2 separate regions of the Homo sapiens genome follow, and region 2 is linked to region 1. Evidence: read pairs that join two places in POLR2A ChIA-PET (ENCODE). Cell type or tissue: PC-9. All regions are shown on one strand. Each heading gives the region's core, and the rest is flanking DNA. Links, peaks and the distances in the headings are about the cores only.

Region 1 (4,400 bases), core at 316-4,315:
AGCTATGCTTGGACTGGCCTGGGGCCCAGCCTCCTGCTCTACTCGGCCCTTCCACTGACCACCAAGTCCCATTAACCGCATTTAAGAAATGGTGTTTGGCAGGTTCTCATTTATATGTAGAAACGTAAAACGTTGATCTCATGGAAGTAGAGAGTGGAATAATGGTTACTAGAGGTGGGGAAGGGTAGAGCAGAGGGGGAATAGCCAAAGGTTGGTTAACAAATACAACAGTGCAGCTAAAAAGGAGGAAGTTCTAGTGTTCTACAGCACTGTAGCATGACTATAATTAACAACAATGATTGTGTATTTTCAAATAGTCAGAAGAGTGAATTTTGAATGTTCCCAACATGAAGAAATGAGAAACGTCTGAGGTGATGGCTATGCTAACTACCCTGACCCGATCATTACACATGGTATACTTGTATCAAAATATCACCCTGTACTTCATAAATATGTACAATTATTATATGTCAATTCAGAATAATAAAAGAAAAAGAAGAAATGGCCTTTGGCTCTGCTTGCTCTCTGTCCTTACTGCCACTGCCCTTCTTTAGATCTCCATCAATCATCTCTTGCCAGGACTACTCTAAAAGCCCCCTAAGTCCTTGGGCATCTAATTTGACACCTTCCAATCCTCTCCTCTGCTGCTAGCATGCTCTCTTTAAAGCTGATCATGTTAATCCTCTTCTCTGAAATCTTTGACGGACTGTTGCCTACAAAATAAAAACCACACGCCTAAGCATATCCTCTTATACCCTTAACAATTTGGCCATTACTTACCTTCTAGGACTCAATAAATATTTGATGAAAAAGTGAATGCTCTCCTGCTAGAAATCCTGTTAACAACATTCCCCACACTTCTTATTTAAGAGTCAAGTTTAGTGAGTGTCCCCAATGCATTGAATTTTAACAATCACTATTTTATCATAGGATAATAGAAACAGTTGGAACATAGAGTTGAGTCCTGCATTTGAATGCATTTATGGCTTTTTCTCTTTATATAAATCTGGGCAAGTTAATTCCTGCTTGTGGGCCTCAGTTTCTCCATTTGTGTAAAAGAGGGTAAACAAAAGATCTCTAAGGCCCTGCAACCCATGTCTGTACTAGTCCCTGACACTAGCATCTCTTTGAAAGAAGGAACCAGGAAGGTTAGTCCCTAGCCTGCCAGAGATGTGTGCCCACAGCTAATTCCTATACTCAGTAGCTTGAAGGCATCCTTACTTTATCACCTTTAACCCTTCAGCACTGTGTCTTGTAATCTCCTAACTGGGCCCTCACTGAGTCACAGTACTGGGGTTTTAATCTTCTATATAACAGCATCTGAAGCTGAGACAATGGAGCTCTCAGAGCCTTTAGCTATGATCTTATCTTCTGATCAAGATTTTCTTGGCTTGTGATTGCTCAGCCATGATGGGGTGGAGAAAAGCCCCTACGCTAGGAAGTGCTAGTGCTGACTCAGCATGCTGCAGGTCTGGAATTGGAGCAGAAACTTGTGTGGACCAGCAGGGACCTTGCAGGCTTAAGGAAGAAAGAGAGGAAAGGGCCAGGCAAACCTAAGAGAAACAATCCTGAAGGCAGAGATTTCAAGACATGCAAAACAGCAGGGTTTCTGTAAAGGAGAACTTCTTTACTGAGAACCTCCCGTATAGTAGACACTTTAACCTGGGCTACAAATCTGCAAGGCAGGTATTATTATTATCCCATTTCACACATGGGGAATCAAAAGTTCAGAGATTAGTCAGGTGCGGTGGCTCATGCCTATAATCCCAACACTTTGGGAGGCCAAGGTGGGTGGATCACCTGAGGTCAGGAGTTTAAGACCCGTCTGGCCAACATGGTGAAACCCTGTCTCTAATAAGAATACAAAAATTAGCTGGGCATGGTGGCACGCGCCTGTAGTCCCAGCTATTCGGGAGGCTGAGGCAGGAGAATTGCTTGAACCAGGGAGGCGAAGGATGCAGTGAGCCATGATCGTGCCACTGCACTCCAGCCTGGGTGACAGAGCAAGACTCTGTCTCTCTCTCTCTCTAGCAAGACTCTGTCTCTGTCTCTCTCTCTCTCTCTCACACACACACACACACACACACACACACACACACTCTTCAGAGATTAACTTTTCCAGAACCACATGACTAGTAAGTAGCTGTGGGGTTCAAATGTAGGTCTCCAAAGGTCTGTGCCCTTTCTTTCACACACACTGAGAGGCATCTGAGAGGGACTTAGGAAGTCTTGAGAGTAAAACTAGATGGTCAGTGAATGCCCATTGGATGGCAATTTCAAGCAAATGGACAAAATAGTAATGGGATAATATTGAATCCTAAATCACCAGCAGTAACTGTGAGAAAGGTAGAATTACAAACTCCCTGCTAAATAGCTTTAGGTCATAAATGAATGTTATCCTTTGGAGGGCACAAAATGAAGTGGTTAATTCCTTGAACACCAATGTGACTAATAAGCAAGCCATGGCATCCGTCATCTCGTCCGCACAGCTGTCTGGGTAGGCTAATCTCTGGCTCAAGGCCCTGGCTCCTGTCTGCCCAGTGGCATGCTGCACTCTGATCTCCTGGCTCCACAGTGAGCTTGACATTTCTGCTGAGTCTGACTCACTTGCTCCCAGCCTCAATTGTTCTGTGCCAATGCAGACTTCTTTTACAGTTGGCCTACTTAGAAACACAGGATGTTAGTGTTGGAAGGGAGATCCTTTAGAAGTCACCTAGTACAATCCCCACACATTACAAATGAGAAAACAGGCCCCAGATGAGGCTTGGTGATGACGTGCCTAAATTCCGGTCAGTTTAGTTATAAGGCATGATAAGACCTCAGCCACATGGCCCATAGGGAGGAAGCTGGGAATGAGCAGGACTGGAGCTGGCAATGCTGCATCAGCTGTAGGACTCCTAGGGCTGGGGTGGAGCACAGGGAGTGGATCCAGCTCCTTGGAAGAATGAGTTGGGTTAGGGAAGCAAAGCGTCAGGAACCCAGCCAGGCAGTGTGGAGTTCAGGGTAGCACTTTTGAAATGTGTGGCTGGGGAGAAGAATGAGGCTGAAGGTCAGTTGTGAAGACTGGACCAACATGCCCAGGAGGGTGAGGGGGTGTGAAGAAAAGTCACAACTTGAGGCTATCAGGGTGTGCAGAGTTCACCAGAGATGTGATAAGGTCCAGAGCAGTGGCAGCACACCCCACCCCCATGCTGAGTTGTGGCTGGTGCACTTCTGCCCTCTTTTTTTTTTTTTTGAAATGGAGTCTAGCTCTGTCGCCCAGACTGGAGAGCAGTGGCATGATCTTGGCTCACCACAACCTCTGCCTCCTTGGTTCAAGCGATTCTCCTGCCTCAGCCTCCCAGGTAGTTAGGACTATAGACGTATGCCACCACACCCGGCTAATTTTTGTATTTTCGATACGGACAGGGTTTCACCATGTTGGCCAGGCTGGTCTCGAACTCCTGACCTCAAGTGATTTGCCTGCCTTGGCCTCCCAAAGTGCTGGGATTACAAGCGTGTGTCACTGCACCCAGCCACTTCTTGCCCTCTTTAGGAAGGTTCCAGCCTGAAGCTGGAGGGAGCTGGTGATTTCATATCATAGCCAAAGAGCTGGGGAAGACAGCACTAAAGAACACCATCTATTCTGCCTCCCAAATGTCTCTAAGGTGTCCTTTACCTCCATTTCTACTGTCACCACCCTGAGCCCTGGTTGTCACCCACCTGAATTATTGCAACAGCAGTTTAGTTAACCACTTATCCTCTGCCTGTACTATTTCTAAAGCACTCTTCTCATTGCCACCCAAGCAGTGTTTCTATGACGTGAAGATGTCACTTGCTTTCTATAAATGTTGGATGGCTTGCACTGCCTAGCAGGCTTTCTCTCCTGGGCTTCCATGTGAGAACCAAGCCCTCCAGAAAATTATCTGAGTGACTATTTCAGGTCTTTCCAGGATGGTACATAGTTAATACCATTCTAGGTGTACAGGGGAGAGAAATTTATTTGTATGATAGATGTCTTAAGTCATCAGGGCTTAATTTTTCTGGTGGAATCCTGATTGGGAAGGGCTGGATAGAACAAAGCCCAGATATATGAACCTGGCACATTAGATCCTACATGACTTCAGCCCAGTGTTCCTTCTAGCCTTATCTCCTATTCTCCCCACTGTGCATTCTGTGCTCCGGTCACACCGAACTCTTGCCATTCCTTCATCTAGCTATTCTGTTCATCTGTTAATGTTCCTCCTTCAACCTGGTCTCCTTCTTGGACTTTAAAATCTTAGACATCCATCATTCAAGACCAAGCTCAGATGTCACCTCCTCTCTGCAGTGGTGCTTTCTACAGCCTTCAAAGGCACATCAAATTGTTCCTTCCCCAATGTGCCAATAATATTTTTGTATGTGTGTACCACTTCATTATT
Region 2 (4,400 bases), core at 175-4,174, 530 kb before region 1:
ATGGTCTAAACACTCACCCCATGAAAAGTCAGCAATTGCCTAATTTAGATAAAAAGCAAAATCCAGCTATATAGCCTAAAAGAAAACCTGCATTAAATCTAAAAACTCAAATAGGTTAAAAGGATAGGAAAAGCTGTGTTGTGTTAACACTAATCTAAAAAGTTATTGGAGTGGCTATAGTGATATCAAATAGGCCAGGCACAGTGGCTCATGCCTGTAATCCCAGCACTTTAGGAGGCCAAGGTAGGAGGATTGCTTGATCCCAGGAGTTCAAAACTAACCTAGGCAACATAGTGATATCCCGTCTCTACAAAAAATAAAAAGTTAGCTGGGCATAGTGGCTGTAGTCCCAGCTACTCAGGTGTCTAAGGCAGGAGGATCACTTGCCAGATGGTTGAGGCTACAGTGAGCCATGATTGTGCCACTGCACACCAACCTGGGTGACAGAGTGAGACCCTGATTCAAAGGAAGGAAGGAGGGAAGGGAGGGAGTGAGGGAGGGGGTGGATTTCAAAGCAAAGAATATTACCAAGGAATAAGGAGGTTATTTCACAATTATACAGGGATCAATTCATCCTAAGTGTTTCTTCATACAATAATGGGAGCTTGAAAATAACGTGAAGCGAGAGTTGACAGAACTGAAAGGAGAAACAGAAAATCCTCATAATGGTTGGAGATTTCAATAACCTTCTCTCCGTATTAATAAAACAAGTTGGTAGAAATTCAGAAAGGATAATGACCATTAGCCAACTTGTGCTAATTGATGTTTTTACAATTCTTGGCACAACAGCAGAGTATACGTTCTTTACAAGCACACATGGACCACTTACCAAGATGGACCAGTATCTACTTTATAAATCTCAATAAACTTAAAAGGATTCAAATCATACAAAGTATATTTTCTGACCAGAATGGAACTGAATTGGAAATCAATAGCAAAATGGTATCTAGAAAATTGGAACTATTACTAAATTAACACACTTCTAAATAATCCACAGGCCAAAGAGGAAAGCAAAGTGAAATTAGAAATTCTTTTGAACTGAATTAAAATAATACAGAACATTTAAAAATCTATGGATACAGTTAAAGCAGCACTTGGAAATTTGTAATGATAAGCACATATGTTAGAGGGGAAAAAGATCTCAAATCAATTACCTCAGGTATGTTTTTAAGAAACGAGAAAAAGAGGAGCAACTTAAATCCTAGATAAGAATAAGAAAGAAACAATATAGAACAGAGGGGGGAAGAAATAGAAAACAGAAACCAATAGAAAAGAACCAATAAAACCAAAAGGTGGTTATTTGAGATTTTCAAAAATAATAAACAATTAGCATAAAGAAGGGAAGACATAAGTGACCAATATCAAGAGAGATGTTTCACCACAGATTCTACAGATGTTAAAATATAACAAGAAAATATTTTTGAACAATTTCAGCCAATAAACTTGAGAACTTAGGTGAAATGAATAAATGAATATTTGATCTTGTTTTGTGAAGATTTGTGAAGTTCACTCAAAAAGAAATAGATAATCAGGGTAGCCATATATCTACCATGAGTATTGAATTTATAGTTAAATCCTCCCTACAAGGAAAACTCAGATCCAGAAATCTTCACTGGTAAAGTCTACCAAACATGTAAGGAAGAAATAATAATATGATGCAAACTCTCCAAAAAAATTGAAGAGATGGGAACACTTGCCAACTCATTCAATAAGTCCAGCAATATCCTGATATCAAAGCCAGATAAAAACATTTTGAGGAAAGAAACTACAGCCTAATACTCCTCATGAACATTGATATAAAAACTTTTGACAAACTTTTAGCAAACCAAATACAAAAATATATATAAAGAATAGTACCTCATGGCCAAGCGGGGCTTATTCCAGGATTGCAAAATTGACTTAACATTTAAAAAAATCACTCAATGTTTTGTTCCACCAAACCCACAGCAGGAGTCACCCCAAAAGTGACAGCAGGGGAGTTTCCACAAGGGAGTGTCCAGAGTTATCCTGAGACTGGGCTGGTTGGGATTCAAAGAAAGAAGCACTAAACACCAGGGTCATCAGTCCAAAGCATTTATTAGGGGAAATTTTATATGACTGAACTGCAGCAATCCTCACCACAAACAGCAAGAGAAAAGGCTAGCAGTTCACAACAAGGGGATTAGGATATGGAGTTTATATGAGGGCTTAGGAATTTGGCTCAGGGCCAGGGCCAGTTTATTTTAGTGTTTTGGGCAACAACCTAGATACCTTTATCAGTGCCTGGAAATGTTTCAGGTCTCGGTTTGGATTCAAGCCTGCTAAGAAAAATCTGCAGCTGGCCAGGTCACAAAGCAGTCAAGGCGCTCTGTGATTTTTGGTCAGGACACGGAAAGATGGCTGGGGAACGTGGAGCCCCTACACAATATAATTCACTGTATCAACAGACTAAACAAGGAAAAAAAACAATCATCTGAATAGATACAGAAAAAGCATTTGACAAAATCCAACATCTGTTCCTGATAAAAACTCCCAGCATGAGGAAAAGAAGGGAACTTCCTTAAGATTTTGAAGAGCATTTACCAAAAAACCTATAATTAACATGATGATGGTGGGAAACTGAATGACTTCCCCCTAAGATCAGGGAAAATGCAAGAATGTCTGCTTTATTGCTTCTAGCCAACATTGTATGGGAGAGTCTAGCCAGATTGGAAAAGAAGAAATAAAATTATCTATGTAATTTTTAAAATCCTATTTGATTTAGCAAGGTTGTAGGTTATAAAATGTAAAAGAAAAAATAAATTGTAACTCTCCAGATAAGCAATTAACAATAAGACCAAGCAATTTGTCCATTTTGTCTAAATTGTCGAACACAGTGGGTTAAAGTTGTTCATAATATCCTCTCCTTATCCTGTTAATGTGTGTAGAATCTGTATTAATGTCCCTTCTTTCAGTCCAAAAAGATTTAGTTGTTTGGTCTCTTTTTCTTTTGATTAGTCTTATTAGGGCTTATTGATTTTATTAATATTTTCAAAGAATCACAGTTGGTCTTTTCTCTATTGTTTTTGTCTTTTCCCTTTCATTTATTTCCACTCTTACCTTTATTATTCCTTCCTCTTTGATTTCCTTTTTGCTTAATTTGATTTTTTTAAAAAAATATTGATTTGGTTGATTTTGCCCTTGATTCTAGGGCATAACCCTTAGTCATTGGATGTAGTCATTAATTCTAAGATGCTGCTCAGTGGAATGTCCAAAGTTTTCACCCGGTCTGTATAACTTGGAAATATTTAAATTTCCGATATTTGAATTTAAATATTCAAAAATACACTGTCTTCCCAGCATCAGATGACTGCTGAAATTTCACTTTATCTCTTCCAGTCTTCCAACTGTTGCTGTCCATTGGGTTCTTTGGGTCTTACCACATGCATGTACTGTTATAATGTCAGCCAAAAATTTGAGGGGATTTTTTAGACAGATTTTGGGGTTCCCTTTTCAAGGTTCCTGCCCCAATTTTCAGTTGATCTGGCATTTCCAAATTTCAACTTCTGAGTGTTTTAGAATGGGAAGAATGCTGCTTTATACTGACACTCGATATTCCCCATGTACTGCACAGACTAATGCCCTCATGAAAAAAAGCTGGATAAATGTGGATCTTACCCACTATTTTTCCCATCTTTCAAGAATTGTATACCTTCCTGTGTTTTCATGCTATTTTGGTTGCTTTCCAGGGTCTTTGAAAAGAATCTCTTCCTTGTCCAGAGTTTATAGTTGTTATTTGCAACAGGGTCTGTCCAACATAAGCTACTGTGTCACTTCCAGAAGCTAGAAGTCCCTCTTTTATTTTTTGATTATTATCTTTGAAAAGTATGGAATCTTCCTGGATCAACTATTTTCAGCAGATTCATGCAGCATTTAAGTCAAAGCCATATCCCAGCAATTTTTCTGTGTGACACAGGATTTTATAGACAGTCTAGGTAAGAGATAATAAGTAGTAGCAATAAAGGTAGTGACAAGTGGTCAAATTCCATTTTCTTTTATTAACTATTTTATGTGCCAATATTCTGTTGTTAGAGAGTTCAGACAAGCTATAAGAAACTAAATTATCTTTTCTCTTTCGGCATTTCTCAAAACTTTTAAAATCAAAAGAATGGCATGTATTTTTAGTGACAGAAAAATATGCTTTGACAAATTGTTCTTTATTTCCTGTTTCCAAAAAGAGCTTACGGTTGTCTGGTGCAAGCATCATAGACATTGCAGATTTCTGGCTACATTTCTATCCCCTCTCTTCCATGCACAGCCCAAGTTCAGCTAAATTGTCTGACAAAAATTTTCATAGATGCTATGTAGAGAATTGCTGAAAGGAAGATGAGTGGAATCTGTGAGAACAGAGTCACCTCCAGTGCCTAAATAAGAAATGATTT

What was found. Peaks named below come from ENCODE experiments on the same cell type or tissue, not always from the same donor. Only the 100,000 strongest peaks of a DNase experiment are listed, where the experiment ranks them.
Region 2: POLR2A ChIA-PET joins it to region 1 with 5 read pairs; 1 of 35 experiments calls an interaction of 5 or more read pairs at or near these places.

What each region holds. Positions count from the first base shown.
Region 1 is chr11:86,171,692-86,176,091 of GRCh38, forward strand. No RefSeq gene overlaps it. Among named protein-coding and RNA genes, the nearest start is that of LINC02695, 20 kb to the right of the region's middle. RefSeq lists a cis regulatory region at 2,787-3,284. In PC-9, for the core only: no CTCF peak of the experiment used is centred there; DNase peaks (open chromatin) are centred at 1,340 and 2,600; H3K27ac peaks cover 3,363 bases.
Region 2 is chr11:85,641,253-85,645,652 of GRCh38, forward strand. No RefSeq gene overlaps it. Among named protein-coding and RNA genes, the nearest start is that of TMEM126A, 4.5 kb to the right of the region's middle. In PC-9, for the core only: no CTCF peak of the experiment used is centred there; a DNase peak (open chromatin) is centred at 2,189.